Regions from separate parts of the Homo sapiens genome. Here region 2 is linked to region 1. The links are chromatin loops, found by intact Hi-C in ENCODE. Cell type or tissue: endothelial cell of umbilical vein. All regions are shown on one strand. Links, peaks and the distances in the headings refer to the core of each region. The heading gives the core; the rest is flanking DNA.

Evidence for each region. Peaks named below come from ENCODE experiments on the same cell type or tissue, not always from the same donor. Only the 100,000 strongest peaks of a DNase experiment are listed, where the experiment ranks them.
Region 2: a loop joins it to region 1, with 2.5 times the contacts of the local background. A loop is called at or near these places in 2 of 110 quality-filtered maps.

Annotation. Positions count from the first base shown.
Region 1 is chr5:33,376,013-33,384,357 of GRCh38, reverse strand. It overlaps the pseudogene LOC112267948. Among named protein-coding and RNA genes, the nearest start is that of TARS1-DT, 60 kb to the left of the region's middle. In endothelial cell of umbilical vein, for the core only: a CTCF peak has its summit at 4,326; a DNase peak (open chromatin) is centred at 4,347; H3K27me3 peaks cover 394 bases.
Region 2 is chr5:33,254,466-33,262,810 of GRCh38, reverse strand. LINC02160 (long intergenic non-protein coding RNA 2160) reads right to left here. Exons shown (of 4, transcript NR_147008.1): 4 at 7,258-7,335. Among named protein-coding and RNA genes, the nearest start is that of LINC02160, 29 kb to the right of the region's middle. In endothelial cell of umbilical vein, for the core only: no CTCF peak of the experiment used is centred there; DNase peaks (open chromatin) are centred at 1,350 and 4,550.

The sequences.
Region 1 (8,345 bases), core at 122-8,121:
TGACAATTTATATCTGCATACTCTACCTTCTTTCTGTTAAACTCTTCAGGTACAGGCAAAAGACCAATGCTTCCACTTGCATGATAGACTCCATTCCCTAGCTTATGCATAGATAATATTCCAAGCATTCTCCCCTCTTTCCCAGATTATTAATTTTCTGCCATCTATTAGGCCATTCCTAATTAATATATAAACAAACTGCTATTTCTGTTATCATAAAAACAAAACAAACCTCTCAATATCACTTCTCCTACTGGGTGTGTATTGTCCCATTTCTCTGCTCCCCTTTACAGCAAAACTCCTCAGGAGAGTGTCTCAACTCACTGTCTCCAGTTCTTTTCCTTGCATTCTGTCTTAAACTCACTCAACTGAATCTTTTCCTGCATGGGGGAGAAAAGTAATATTACCTCTCACCCATCCCAAGATTCATGGCTGAGGCCCCTATAACAAAGGAAAGATTGTCAAAAGAAAACCATACAAATTTGTTTAATATACATTTTACATTAGCTGAGAGCCTTTGAAATGAAGACTAAAAGAAAGCAGGAAACCTGTGTTTTTTTGTGAAAAGTCATGCAGAAATATGATTGGAGGACAAAAAGACATGATCTAATGGTAAAAAACTGATGGGAACTTAGCAAGACCTGTTTATTCAGATTCTTCTTGGCATCTCTGTATCTTCAAGGATAAAGTTATTTCTTTCCTCAAGGTACAGGGTGGACACCTCAGGATAAAGTTTTTATGACCTAAACTTACATTAGAAAGTCAGAGAATTCTTTTTTTACCTACTTCAAGGGAGAAGAGGGAGGGAAAAGTGAGCCTGACTGCTATGGTTTGAATGTGTCCTCCAAAAAACATGTATTGGAAATTTAATCCCACGTGCAACAGTGTTGAGAAGTGAAACCTTTAAGAGATAACTAAGTCTTGAGGCTCTGCCCTCATGAATGAATTTATGTCATTTTCACAGAAATTGGCTCATTATTCCAAGAGTAGGTTTGTATAGAATCTAGTTAGGACATTTCTTGCTCTCTCTCACCATGTGATGTCTTCCACCATGTTATGATGGAGTGAGAAGGCCCTTACAAGACGCAGCTTCTCAATCTTGGACTTCCCAGCCTCCAGAACCATGAGCCAAGTAAACTTCTACTTTTTATAAATTATCCAGTCTGTAGTATTCTGCTGTAGCAGCACAAAATGTAAGAAGACAATGACCTTTTTTCTGCTGTTTCTTCAACTGTCAAGAAGACAATGACCTTCTTGTTTCTGCTGTTTCTTCAAGTGTCAAGGTACCATATTTTGGGGTGTTGTGTCCTAAACTCCATCTACTGCATCATCTTCTAAAACCTTTCTTGTCAAGGTCACCAATGACCTTCATTTTGCCAAGTCCAAAGCCTAAAGTCATTGTCTTACTTGAACTTAAATGCCATATGACATTGTTGATCACCACTACTTTCCTGGAAGTCATTTCATCCCTTGGCTTCCAGGATAACACTTTTTTCATGTTTTTCTTTACCTAATTGGCTACAGTTTTTTAGTCTCCTTTTTATCCTCTTCTCCTATTTATCTTAACATTGGGTCTCTAGTCCTTTCTATCTACACTCATTCCATAATGTCATCCAGTTTCATCTGTATGAAGAAAATTCCCAAATCTATGATGCTACCTTGAATTTTTCTTTGAACTCCAGACTCAAATTGCATATTTGATTGCTCCACTTGAATGTCTAATAATCATCTCAAACAAAATATTTAAAAGAGAACTATCTTTTCCCTAATACCTACTTCACCTGTAATCTCCATCTCTTTTCATGGTAATGCTATTATATCAAAGACTTTCATCTATTTTTGATTACTGCTATATCCCTAGGAACTAGGCTCTGGTACATTCATTCAACACATACTTGCTGAATGAATATTAATGATTATAGCACTGGACTAGGTGCAATGGCTAACACCTGTAATCCCAGCACTTTGGAAAGCCAAAGTGGGAGGACTGCTTGTGTCCAGGAGTTTTAGACTGGCCTAGGCAACATAGCATGACCTTGTCTCTATAAATCAAAAATTAGCCAGGTGTAGTGGTGCATGCCTGTAGTCCTAGCTACTTGAGAGGCTGAGGTAAGAGGATCGCTTGAGCCTAGGAGGTCAAGGCTGCAGTTACATGTGATTGTGTCACTGCCCTCAGCCTGGGCAACAGAATAAGACCTGGACACACACACACACACACACACATACACACGACTATAGCACTTTATTGCATCCAGGTAACACACTCATAACAAAGTTCTATTTCTGAGGCCAGGTGTGGTGGCTCATGCTTGTAATCCTAGGATTTTGGGATACCAAGGTGGGAGGATTGCTTGAGGCTAAAATTTCAAGGTCAGACCACATCTGTACAAAAGAAAAGTCAGCTGGGTGTGGTGGTGCACACCTGTAGTCTCAGCTACTTGGGAGGCTGAAACAAGAAGATTACTAGAACCACTAGTGGATAGCACCCACTGCACTCCACCCTGGGCAACAGAGACTCTCTCTCTTAAAAGAAAAAAATCCCTATATGTCCTTCCTTTCTTCTCTTTCCTATTTTGTATTTAGAATTCACATGTAATAATCTTAAATTTAATTCAATACTTATTTAATTTCAGACTTTTTCTTCAACAATACTTGACTTGGCTGTCTGACTTAATTTGACAAGGATTCTCCACTTGTTGAATGAGTAAAACCTGCAAGTGCATTTAAAACACAAATGAAGATAAAATAATTTTATTGAAAAATGTATGACAGTGTAATTTTTTTACAATAGTTTATTCTTAAATGTACAGCAGGCTCCAAGACAACATTTCATTCTAGCCAGGTGGCAAGACATGTTATGGCAGATCTTTAAATATGAATGGAATCAAGGGGCACCATTGCCTCAGGCATAAGGAACAGTTCATGGTTTCCCAGATTTCTTAATTCCACCTGTGGCCTGGGGCCCTTCCTCGTAGCCTTTGCTTTTAGCTTCTTGAGTTTCTTTTGCTCCACTTTTGGCTTCTGCTTGAAAAACCTTTATTTTCCTTTTCTATCTCCTTGGTCTGCTTTCTGGGCTGTTTCAGGGGCTTCTTGCCACCTTCATGGCTGGACATGGTGCCTGCTATCCCTTCCACATTTCAAGTCAATATTATTTCGAGTTTTTCAAACCTTTCTGTATATATTGGGTTAAACAAGTTTCCTGAAAGTGAACAAGACATATCAATCACTTGACAACTTTGGATAAAGCCTTTTTGTTGTATTTTCCAGATTTCAGAAAGTGGACGATTTTGTCAGATTATAGACCTTTTGCAACTCAAGTGGCTTCCAATTCCTTGTTTCCAATAAAAGTAGCCAGTTGGCAAATTACTAAAAATGACTCTTGAAGATGGTTCCTTGTGGAATTTTTGCTATGTAACTTAAAAAGAGTTCAAATCATTAAATTATATTGCTATAATAAAATTCCTTCTATACATATTTATAGGACTAGGTTTTTTCAGTACTTACATTTATAAAAAATAAAAAACATGAGTAAAATTGATACTGAGCTGTGTCTCATTAAAATAATTATTATTATTTAGTGAACTAATTGAAAAAATTCTCATTTTATTAAAAGACATATGTCCAATAAAATTTTACTTTTTATGTTCAATTTAGTTATTTATTGAACTTTGTAATATATATGTTGTTTGGAACAATTGTATACTACCAATAATTTCAATGGCTACTTCAATCTAGAAGAAATTATATGGATGAGAGGATTATGGATACAAGCAATTAAAAGTAAATTCATATTTCAAATAACATACATATGTCAGTTGCGGAGAGTATTACAGGGTGATTAAAATAGCATAAAGATATATTTTATTATGGTAAATTATGTGAGGGGCATTCTTTTTGATGCCTAAAAAAAGCAACGATGTAGCATGTATGTTAAATGTTCATTTATGTGTTTTTAAATAGTTGCAAACCAAGTTGCTAGGGTATTTAACTTTCATTGGACGAATTTATAAAAACATGCAGCAGTTTTGTTTTTAAATGTTGTTATTTACAATACACCGGAAACATCACCTTTTGCAATTATTTAAATTTATGATGAAAAATTTGAGAGAACATTTACAAAATATGTGAATGGGTACTTAGCTTTCCATGTTTTGGTAAGTAAGCAAACCAAAAGTGGGAAGATCATTGTTACAGAGAAAATGAAAAGTGCAATTTAGGTAAAGTTGGTGCTTTACTTACTGCGGGTAGCAAAGAGTAGTTGGGAAGAAATGAGGAACAATGAAAGGAGGATTAGCATACGTTATTTGCAGTACAACAGAAGTACCATAGAGGGGCGCTAGAAGACTGAGGGACAGAGAGGTCTTTGGCTGACCCAGCTGGAAGGGAAGTGGCTCTTGGGGCAAGCAAGGGTGAAACAAAATGGCGAAGATTCGTCAAAGATGTTCAGCTGCACAAGGATATGATTGGATTCGTGACCGCAAGTTGGCTTGGGACAACAGATTTCCAGGGAGTTGGAACGCGAAGCTGTTCCAAGCACAGTTGGTGAGTTGGAGTCAGTGCGGATGGAGAGGAACCATGAAGATTTCACCTGGGGGATGCTATAAGTCCATCCTGACCACTCATGGTTCGACTCATGCAAAGCAGTCTGTGTGTCTTACACATAGAAGTGAGAGCACCTCAGGATTTCCCATGCCACTTAGGAAGAGGAATGCAGTGTTGGTTGTAAATGAATAATGGGTTTGCTTACTGAAGACACCCAGACTCTCTTGGTGACTGTAATGATACCTGTGTAAGCAAAAATTTACTTTCCAAAGGCAATCAGTATTTGGTTAAATCAACTACTGAACTTTTTAGAAAGAGTACTTTGTATTTCAGAGTCTCCTGGGTTGTTGGAAAGTAGGAGCTATCGTCCATGAAAGTAGCGATTTAGGAGAATTCCTCCAGGATTTCACAGATGATGGTGCTGCAGAGACGATTTTCCGCCTTGACCATTCAGGTGTTCAGTTGCAATTGTATACTACCAGCTTGTTTATTGGATTAGAAGCAAATCTGGCTAGTGAAATGTAAATCTAAAAACATCTCCAAGACAAAAATAACTGTTTAGATTCTCAATCATTCACATTATTTAAACCCTGATTTCTACTCCAGCTTCTTCCTTTCCTTCAGAAGCACAAATGATCACATCACTATATTTCTATTTTGTAAATACTCCAGTTTTCCCAGCAGGTACTCTTGCCTGTAGAGGAAAATCTGATTTTTTAAATCTGGCATTTAGGGACCTTCACAATTTACCTCAATCTATATTTCTTATTTTATTTTTTTATGATGTCCTTATGTGGAGTCTCAGCACGGTCCATCTGCTTCTCTGCCATCTGAATATGACTTCAGGATATAGCATGTGCCAGACTGAGACACAAAAGATGATTGGTGATCACTTTTAATAGGGCAATCAAGGAGGTTTTCGGAAGGAGATGACATTTGAACTGGTTCCTGATTTGTTGGATTTCAAGGTATGGGTTTAGAGTGAAATATCGAGCTATTGGTGAGAACTTAGATGTGGCCCAGCCTTCTAGGAAATTTATTCCAATAAAAGTCACCAGGAAGCCAGGGACTATTCGTTTTGGTCTTTTCTTATTATATTCTATGCCAGTCTGGTGAAAGTGTCTCCATTAGATGTGTACTTAGGTGTCTTTCAACACATAGAGTTCTGAAGTAGGAACTTCCTGAAATTTGATCCACTAGTAGGCAGAATTTGATACAGGGGCACTTCTGTCTAGTATACTGTTCATGTTGTATTATAATCAAAGAGTGACTACATTCCTATATCTTTCACCTAGAGCATTTTCACATAGGAGTTATCCAGACAGCTCTTAGGCAAAATGGTGATTGAGATCTTTCTTTTTTTGAGACGGAGTCTCACTCTGTTGCCCAGACTGGAGTGCAGTGGCGTGATCTTGGCTCACTGCAAACTCTGCCTCCCAAATTCAAGCTATTCTAGTGCCTCAGTCACCCCAGTAACTGGGATTACAGGCATGCACCAGCACGCCTGGCTAATTTTTGTATTTTTAGTGGAGACGGGGTTTCACCATGTTGGCCAGGCTGGTCTCAAACTCGTGGCCTCAAGTGATTCGCCTGCCACAGCCTCCTAAAGTGGTGATTCGTATCTTTATTGTCAACCTGGGATTCGGAAAAAAAATCCTTAATCAAGAATCTGAGAGTACAGATCCTAGACCTAGCAGTGCCACTTGATGCTAATAAGAACAACAAAAACAAAAGCTTCTCCACCCTGGTTTTCCCACCTGTGAATTTATATAGTAATAATTTTTCTTATTTTTAGGTGTACAGTGGAAATTACATGTTAATATAGGCAAACATTTTTCCAAGAAATAAAAACACCTTAAAATGCAAAGGATCAAATTCCGACCCTTTAGTTCTCTGTGAAGGTACAATTAAGAAAAATGAAAAATATAGGTATGCAAATGTGTTAGATGGTACAGGTGAAGTTCAGGAGAGTCAGGACTTTGTTTTGCATTATATGTTCAGTTCACTTTACCAACATATAGTGAGTATGTGAACAGTGCAAGTATACTGACACTGTTCACATACTCGCTATATGTTGGTAAAGTGAAGGGATGAATGATTGACTGGAGGCATTTAGGAGCCTTCTGCTAGCTGGCTTACCTGGCTGCCAAAGCTCTCTATCTAGGTGACTGGCTGAGTGAAGTCTCCAAACTGTGTATATTTTAAGGATATCTTGCTTCCACCTGCTTTTCTCCTTGTTTTGATAGCAGTAATAGTTAACATTGCTTGAGGACCAAATATGTGCTACTTCTTTACATAAACCATTGGTAATCCCCACAACCCTGAAAAAGTGTTTATTCCTATTTTAAATATCAGGAACTTATGCTCAGAGAGGCTAAATAACTTACTAAAAATGGTATAGCTAATGTATCAGTTTGGATATGTTAGATTATGCTGTAATAACAAACAATCTCTAAATCTCAGTGTGGTGGTTAATACTGAGTGTCAACTTGATTGGATTGAAGGATGCAAAGTATTGATCTTGGGTGTGTCTGTGAGGGTGTTGTCAAAAGAGATTAACATTTGAGTCAGTGGGCTGGGAAAGGCAGACCCACCATTAATCTGGGTGGGCACAATCTAATCATCTGCCAGCATGGCTAGAATATAAAGCGGGCAGAAAAATGTAAAAAGACGAGACTGGCCTAGCCTCCCAGCCTACATCTTTCTCCCATGCTGGATGCTTCCTGCCCTAGAATATCGGACTCCAAGCTCTTTAGTTTTGGGACGCAGACTGAGTCTCCTTGCCCCTCATCTTGTAGAAGGCCTATTGTGGGACCTTGTAATCATGTGAGTTAACACTTAATAAACCACCTTTTCTAAATATATCTATGCTATTAGTTCTGTCCCTCTAAGAGAACCCTAATACACTCAGTAACTTAAAATATAATGGTTTATTTTTTGCTTGTAATACATATTCACTGGGAGCCAGCAGGAAGGCTCTGCTTATTATACTTAGGGATACAGGCTGCAGAGCAGCAACCATCACAAATATCCCTACACCAGAGGGAAAGGCATCTCTGGAGAGTGTCATATCAGCAACAAATGCTTTACTTAGAAGTGACATCCATCCCTTCTTTTCATCATACTTTGACTAGGATTAGTCGTATGACACCACCTATTTACAGGTGGGCCAGGAAGTATAGCTCTGCCATGTGTCTGGAGGATAAAGCCAGACATTTTGGAGGTGATGCAAATGACTACCAGGGCAAGTAAGTCAGAGACTTGGTTTCTGAATCCAAAAGTATTTGACTCCAAAGCCAGGTTTATTTCACAAAACCACATGGCTTTACTCAACTTGCCTAGAGTTCTGGGTCTGGGGTAGATCCATACCTTTTGACTTCCTGTTGCTTTTCAGTCAGGATTGTCTCAACCCTAAATCTTTATAGGCTGAGAATAACCCTTCCCTCTCAATTGTCATACCAGAAAGCCTGACCCCTTTGGCCTAAGGCAGATGAGGGCTTGAAAATTAGACCCTGATGGGGTATGGTACTTGTCCCTGTTCCTGCTATCTTCTGCCTCTATATCTATGCAGAAGCAGGATCAAACCACTTTCTGCTCTTCCAGTCCCAGAGGCACTAGAGTGACTTCTAGTACCAGAGCAGCTGGAGTGACCTAGCAATTGGCTAGGTACATCCTGAACTATAGAAGATATGTGCTGGGCCAAAAGCAGGACTTTTTCTTGGAAACTTGAATGGAGCTGATGACAGTGGCCTGTCAACAGCGCCGTGACTGTAGTTTAGGGTCATTCACATTTCTCTCTTTAT
Region 2 (8,345 bases), core at 231-8,230, 120 kb after region 1:
AACTAGTTTACAGTCCCACCAACAGTGTAAAAGTGTTCCTATTTCTCCACATCCTCTCCAGGACCTGTTGTTTCCTGACTTTTTAATGATCGCCATTCTAACTGGTGTGAGATGGTATCTATCTCATTGTGGTTTTGATTTGCATTTCTCTGATGGCCAGTGATGATGAGCATTTTTTCATGTGTTTTTTGGCTGCATAAATGTCTTCTTTTGAGAAGTGTCTGTTCATGCCCTTCGCCCACTTTTTGATGGGGTTGTTTGTATTTTTCTTGTAAATTTGTTTGAGTTCATTGTAGATTCTGGATATCAGCCCTTTGTCAGATGAGTAGGTTGTGAAAATTTTCTCCCATTCTGTAGTTTGCCTGTTCACTCTGATGGTAGTTTCTTTTGCTGTGCAGAAGCTCTTTAGTTTAGTTAGATCCCATTTGTCAATTTTGGCTTTTGTTGCCATTGCTTTTGGTGTTTTAGACATGAAGTCCTTGCCCATGCCTATGTCCTGAATGGTATTGCCTAGGTTTTCTTCTAGGATTTTTTATTAGCAGTGTAAAAATGGACTAATACACCACAGCCCCAAGGATACTCATTCAAATTTATTCTTCAGTATTAAAAAATTAGTGCCAAAGAGTAAAGATCATGACATTTTTTTTCCCCACCACCATAAAACCAAGACCTAGTTTGTGTCTGGTACATGGTAGGAACTCATTAAATACTTGTTGAATGAGTGAATGATCTCCAAATGGCAAATTTTACTCTTCCAAAATTAAATTTCGTTCTCTGCTCCCTGTTATGTTCTTTTTGAAAAAAATTTTCTCAACCATAACTTTCCATGTCTGTTATAAGCCATTCATTAGAGTTTTTTGTCAGGTCAGCGCATATTTACAAATCTAGTTAGTTCTTATTTTTCCATTACAAACAAATGTTAGAACATCATTCTCCAAAACCCTATCTCAGAAACAGACAAATTTGCTTTTATTTTTGAAGTTTATTGTTTAGTTTAAATCAGATTTTCTAGATCTTTCCTTTTTACAATACAAACATGAATTCTGTTAACTGAGACTACTTGAAGCTACCCAGTTACCCAGTGTCAGTTTGTACTAACTATAGATTTTTAGACCAATAGCCCTTGTTTTCTCCATACATTTCTTGGAATTTTCTATTGCTTTTGGTATTAAGATTTTTTTTTTTTTGGTCAAAACACTGGGTTTGCCCACCTCCTCCTCCTCCTCCAACAAGATGCCAGAAAGAAAGAAGCATGAGTCATAGGAAAATGAAAGAGGAATGTCTCAAATATTAGGATGAGAAGACTGCTCTTCTCATCTAACAGATTCTCATTTCCTGCCCCGCGTCATTTCTTCCCATTGAAATAACAACTGTAATTCTAGTCATGGGTGTGTGAGTGTTTGTGAGGGTGGGTGGGAGGTCTTCAGAGGTCTCAATAAAAAAGAGAGAGTATGAAACTTTTGTTATTTCCTGTTTCTGAATATGTCTTTTGGTTAAGGATGTTGGAAGGGGTGAGAATCTTTGGATCTCTGTAGTGCTTGTAGTGGTGATGGGGAGTATTGAATGTTTCCAAGCCAGTACGGCACACTGAATAACTGGATCAGAGTTCTCTTTTGGTGGGAATAATATTAATAAATAATGGAAGGTAACTACATGTTGAAGACTTGTAGAGTAATCATGAGTTTCACCTTCTCATGCCAGGTGACTCTTCTTTATGGGTATAGTCCTGTATTTGGTCTTCTAGCTTCCATGTGAAACTAGTCAACTTCGAGAAGTTTTGATCTGTCTCAACAGAAATGAATCAGGGAGAGGGGAAACAAATAAATAAATGGTAGTTACATCAAGGTGGTATACTAAGTATTAAATACAAATTCTCAAAACTTTTACCCATTTTCATTTAAAAATATTTATTTATTATTTGTACTCTCATAGAAAAAAATAAAGATCTCTCAAGAGGTCTCTCAAGACATTTGCAAACAATAAGGTTTTGTTTTTTCATGAGCCAAGATGGATTTTGGTTTGTCCTGACTTTCCTTGAAGTAGTTGTATTTCAAATGATTAATTGCCTTGAGCTGCTTTTAAAAATTGTTTTCCTGCTTCTGTGATTTTTTTATTGTGACAAAATTTGAAGGAAGTAGTAGAAATAATATTAATTATTGAAGTTTCAAGAATTTCTTCTTTTTCCTTTCCTTTAGGAATAAAATTAAAATGTAAAAATCTTGGAATTTGGCATTAACCAGCTTAAAATTTAGTATGCTAAAAATAATAATATCAATTCAACATTATTCTATGAAACTTATACAAAATTTTGGAAACATGGTCTTTACAGATGCTATATATTTCAGTTATACAAGTTCAGAATTAAGTGTTTATGCCACGTTACATTTAGATTATAGAGTTACTTATATTTCCTCACCTTTCATATTTTATTAAAGAGATTCTCTGACTCTCTAGCCTCTAGTAGCTTTTGATAACAGTCCTTTCTCCCTAGGGAACCCAACCTCTCTTATTAATGAAGTCCAAATATGAGTCACCAATCCACATTCCCAAACACTATGCTTTTTAGGTGGCTCTTCGTACTCCTTTACCTCTGGACCAGGCTAATCAGAAGTGGAGGACTTCAAGTTAATAAGTCATGTTATAGAATTTTTTCTATTATAACTAGGGCTCAGTATTTTTTTAAAATCCTAAAATACCACTAAATATCTTTGGCCACATAAAAGACTAGATTTCCAGTTCAGAATGACAACAGATATAGGGCTTGACATATCAGGTACCAAATAATGCTGTGGCAAAGTTTGGATTTTTTTTGAAGATAGTAAGATGTATGCCAATCTGTAATATCACTTGCATTAATGGATTTCCGAGTACTATATAAATCGACGATTATTCTTATTAAGCAGTGCTAATATATTTTACAAACAAAAATTCTCCCCAGTTTTATCCCTTTATATGTGTCATATCAAAAGACTTAGTCAAAGCTGCTTTCTACTGCTTCTGATGTTATATGCTTCATAAAAGTGTCCCTGTGCTATGCTTCTAATGAAACTTTATTTTGTCTTGTTTTATGTAACACATTTGAAAATTCTATCTTTTAAAATACATTATTTTTATTGCTACAGGGGTATTATGTTATGATGCTTTCTTTTACAGTTTATTCTTGTATTGACTTTAGTTCCAAAAATAAATTAATTCATATATTACTTTTGGTAATACCTGAAAAAAATTAAGTTATTCACAAAATATTTGTGAATCCTGAATCAGTGTAAGTTCTATTCAATTACAGAAATAGTAATTGCATACCTACTAGCACTATCTGAAGTTATATAAAATGAGATTTTTGTTTTCTTATTTTTGCTTTTGCCTTCTTCCAGAGAGTATTGAGTTCCACGAGAGAAAGGCCTTTGTTGGTTCACTGCTGGATTGCTGGTTTCTATAATATTTCATGGCACATAGTAAACTGCCAATAAATATTTGCTGAATGAATTCACTTATTCAGAAAATATTTATTGAGTGTCTCTTGTATGCCACATATCTAGGCACTGAGGATAGAACAGTGAATGGGCCAAAGTCCTGACTTTTTGGAATTTATTTTCAAGTGGGAAGAGAGAGATTATAAAATACGTGACCCTGAAAATATATGTCATATGTCTGATGTTGATAGTGCCAAGAAGAAAAATAAAGCAGGACAAGGTGTGGGGAGAGAGAATTATTATCCTAGCTAAGGAATTAAGTGAAGGCCTCTCTGAGAAGGTGAAAAATGATTGAATGTTACTACTCCTGTGCCACTGCCACTGGTGATACTGAAGAAAGTGGAAGACCAGGTCTTAGACTCCAAGGTGAGTATAATATGATGATAAAGTCAGACATATTACCTATCATAAACATAATGTGCAATGATAGTGTCATACGTACATGCTATGGAACAGTGTCTGGAGAATGAAGCATAGCCACCTATTAGCAAGCAGAGTATATGGTGGTGGGGTGGAGGATGACTACAGTCTGAAAATGCAGAACTGATTCTAGGCTGTGAAGGTTCTGCCAGATCAAGGACTTTGGGCTTCAGTCAATAGCTGGTGGGTGACTAATGGTAGTCTTTAAACATGGAAAGGGACCAATCAGAGCTACATTCTAAAAACTAACTGGTAGCAAAATGGGTGGATTCGAGGGCATGAGATTGGGTCAGCTGATGTTTTGATAGAATTTGTGATCAAATATTACTTGAAATAACAGAACCTTAGTTGGGCCAAATCTTTTCTTCAAACAAAAGAATAGTGCTTCCAAGATTTTTGTTTTTATGGTCGAACCGGATTACCATATAAAGACATAAGAAAGAAAGAAATAATATTTCATGACAAACTAGCTGAGAAGGATCAAGAGAAAGGCAAGAATGAAGATTTATAATCTGGGATTTATAGAATAGCTGTAATTGGTACAGGGAAAACACCCAATTTATCTGGATATACTTGTGTTTCCCTATTTAATCCACATGGTGTCATTTTTTACATGTGTTTTCTCAGAGCAGTTATTTTCATTCACAGGCTGTGGTGATGACTCACTTCATTCCCTTTTGGGTATTAGAGGCTCTTATTTCATTCAGGAGATTTTCCGATTCACCAGACAGTGCATTAGACATTATTGTCTTGTTGGAATTTGGCTGGGGGAAAATACTTAAAGAAATATATCACTGTTGCTTGTACCACCCTCACAAACACATTTTATTTAGCAAAATCTGAACCTGATGAGGAATCCGTATTAGTTTGCTAAGGCTGCCATAACGAAGTACCATAGACTGGGTGGCTTAAATGAAAGAAGGTATCATCTCACAGTGCTGAAGGCTAGAAGGCTGAGATCAAGGTGTAGGCAGGGTTGGTTCCTGTTTTGGACATTGAGGGAAAGATACGTTCCAGCCCTCTCTCCTTGGCTTGTAGATGACATTCTTCTCCCAGTGTTTTCACATGGTCTTCCATCTGTGCAAGTCCCTCTGCACAAATCTGTGTCCAAATTTCCTCTTCTTGTAAGGACCCCGTGCTTAGGGTCTACTCTAATAACCTCATTTTAACTTAATTACCTCTTTAAAGGCCCTATTTTCAAATATGGTCATATTCTGAGGTACTAGGGGTTAGAACTTCAGCATATGAATTAGGAGGATGGGGAATTCAGATGATAATAAAGTCTAAATGTTTGGCTTTTTCTCTCCAGATACCCAGTTTCCCTAAAGTGACAATCACACCCAGTGACTGGCTGATGCAGTGCTATAAAGGTCTGTTCCACTTGCTGCAAATTCAGGACAATTCCGTAAAGCCATCCCAGCCCCAGAACTCGCTGTGCCATGAGCTGAGTTCTTTGTTATGAGAGTATCACAGCTCCCCTCTCTACCTAGTCCTACTTCCTCACTCCCTCATAAGTGTTGGGTCCTTATAAATTTGCCAAGGAACTCAACCTGTGACAACTTTAGTTCAATAGATTTGACCCTTTCCTTGCAAGGGAACTATTGGTTTCTTACTATTATTGTCAGTTGTCCTCATTAACAAAGTCATTTACTAACTGGCTGCAAATTACTGAAAATTGTTTGGAACGACAATTTTTCGTATAGACTTCAATGATTATTCTGGCTAAAGGTCATTTTTTTTCTCTGCACTTCTGTAGGACAGCCCTGTACAATTTAGTACTTTAATGGTGATTTGTATTTTTTGCTCATTCACATTTGTAAATTATTTAAGGTTGCACATTTCTTGAAAGTTGATATGCTTCTATCAGATTTTTTTCTGTTCTTCAAAATGTTTAACGTAGTTTCAGAGCTCTAGTTGGTACTTAAGGAATTTGGGAGCATACAGTAGTGTAGATACCCCAGAATTTTTAAATGAGAGTGTGGAATCTGAATTATAAAACTCATATTAGGGAAAGCCTACACTGGGAAAAGAAATTGCATATGTGGTATAAAATAAATAGAAGATCTGTGTTTGAATATTGACTATGCTGTTTACTCACTATGTGATCTTATAAAAGTTACTTACCCTCCCTGAGCCTGAGTTTTCTCATCCATAAAATAGGAATATTTTTAATAGCAATCTTATAAAGTTGCTGTGAATGTTAAATGAGATGCAGTATTAAATAAGATGCATGCAGTATTTAGCACATGATTCAATCATAAAATGGATATTACCTTCACACTTCAATATTTCTGAATTCATGATGCATCTTGTGATTAGTGTCAAAAGAAATTTGTCAATTTTACACAACGAAGTGGAGTGTGATACATTAATAGTTCTTAACGTCTATATGAGTGGACTTAGTCATCAGAGAAGATAACTATTCACCCAGTTACTTGCCTCAGTTAAACACCTTGTAGTTGTGACAGAACCTTAAATTTGGATACCTAATTATTATTTTAAGGTGTCCCCAAAAGGATTACATTATAATCCAAAGACATAGCTTTAACATAAATGGTTACAGTGGAGCAGATTGCCTATCATATGCCAAGTAATTCAAATAAAGATGATGGAAATTTTTAGATATTTTAGAATTAGCTGTATAACCTTAAAAATTAGAAAAAGTTGTATGACCAGTTGATGAATTATGAAAACCAAACTCTAAATCTAATCCTAAAGAAGCAATCAGACAAACCCAAATTGAGGGGCATCCTACAAAATAACTGATCTATGTTCTTCGAAAATGTCAGTGTCTGGGAAAGCAAAGCAAAGCAAAGCAAAGTTGAGGAACTTTTTAGAGTTAAGAGAGACTAAACCAGTATGACAACTAAATAAAATATATGGTCTGGATTGGATCTTGAATTAGAAAAAATAAAATTGCCATGAAGGACAAATTAGGACAATTGGTAAAATATGGTATTGACAATTTGATTATCATATTGCATCAATGTTAAATTTTCTGAATTTTCTTATTATACTTATTATATTATATAAAATTCTTAAATACTATAATTAATCTAATTATACTGACTTATTTAAGAGTTTTCCCAGGTTAAGTTCCTCAGCAAGTTTGTAAGGACTCAACACTTGTGAGGGAGTGAGGAAGTAGGATTAGGGAGAAAGGGGAGCTGTGATACTCTCACAACAAAGAACTCAGCTCATGGCACAGAGAGCTCTGGGGCTGGGATGGCTTTACGGAGTTGTCCTGAATTTAGGGCAAGTGGAGCAGACCTTTATACCACTGCATCAGCCAGTCACTGGGTGTACACTGCCCCAGGGAAGAGTACATGACATTCATCAAAGTGTGTCTCTTTAGCCAAGGATAATTTCCAGAAGGGGATTCAGCTGCAAGCTGTTCATTGCCAAAACTCTTCAGCTGATGGGGAAAATTAGTAGTTCAGTCCTAAAGAGGGAAGAGGAATATAGGTGTCAGACCACAGCATCCAATCTGGTTATCATATCTGTAATTTACTTTAAAATGATTCAGTAAGTAAAATGATGTGAGAACAAAGATAATACCAAAAATGCGGAAAAGCAAGAAAGATCTCAAATTAGCAAAATACGAAAAAACCGGTGAATCTGGGTGAAGTACTGTTTTCAGCTTTTCTGTAGGTTTAAATTTAAAAAGAAAAAGTTTTAAAAATGAAATTCCCAGGTGATACCAGTACACTAGCAGATTGGAGGACTGTGGAATGAAGTCATCTTTAGAATTCATCCCAGCTCTAGCATGAGGGAATTCTGTGACATGATCAGATTGGTTATGGTGCATTTGCTTTGGGCTTTTGAAGCCATGGAACCACAGCATATTTCCTACATGTTTGTTTTGTCCATAAGTTCTCAAACTTTAGTAAATCATATTGTTTAATTAAATGGGTTTGAGGGATTGTAATACCAACCCTGAATTTATAAATAAAGCTGTTCTTTTCTCTATTTTGATGAACAGTGGGCAAGTTTCTGTATTAAAGATCAATTATTATCCATTTGAAGAAAAACAAGGAAGCTGAGAATATTCAAGATAAATTTATTGAGATTATTAGATCTCACAGTTAATGAAATTGTGTTGTAATAGATACATACTGTCAATAGTTTATTGAAAAACTGCAAGCAAAGCAAATGTCTTTGCCTTTATTAAAAGTCAGGGGAAGATATAGCAGGCTCAAATATTTAATATTTATCTTTTTAATTGTGAAATCATCTTTGGGATATTTATTTATTATGAAATACATTTTAAAATATTGCTTAATTCTAAAATACGATTTAAAATAAACTATTTTTCTGTGGTTTTTACTGAGTCCTCATCTCACTAGGCTGGAATATTGATCCCAACCACATCTTGTTTTAGATGTGAGGATGGTCATGTCTTCCCACTCTGTTTTCAGTGTTACATCAAAAAGTCCCAATTCAAGGGCACTG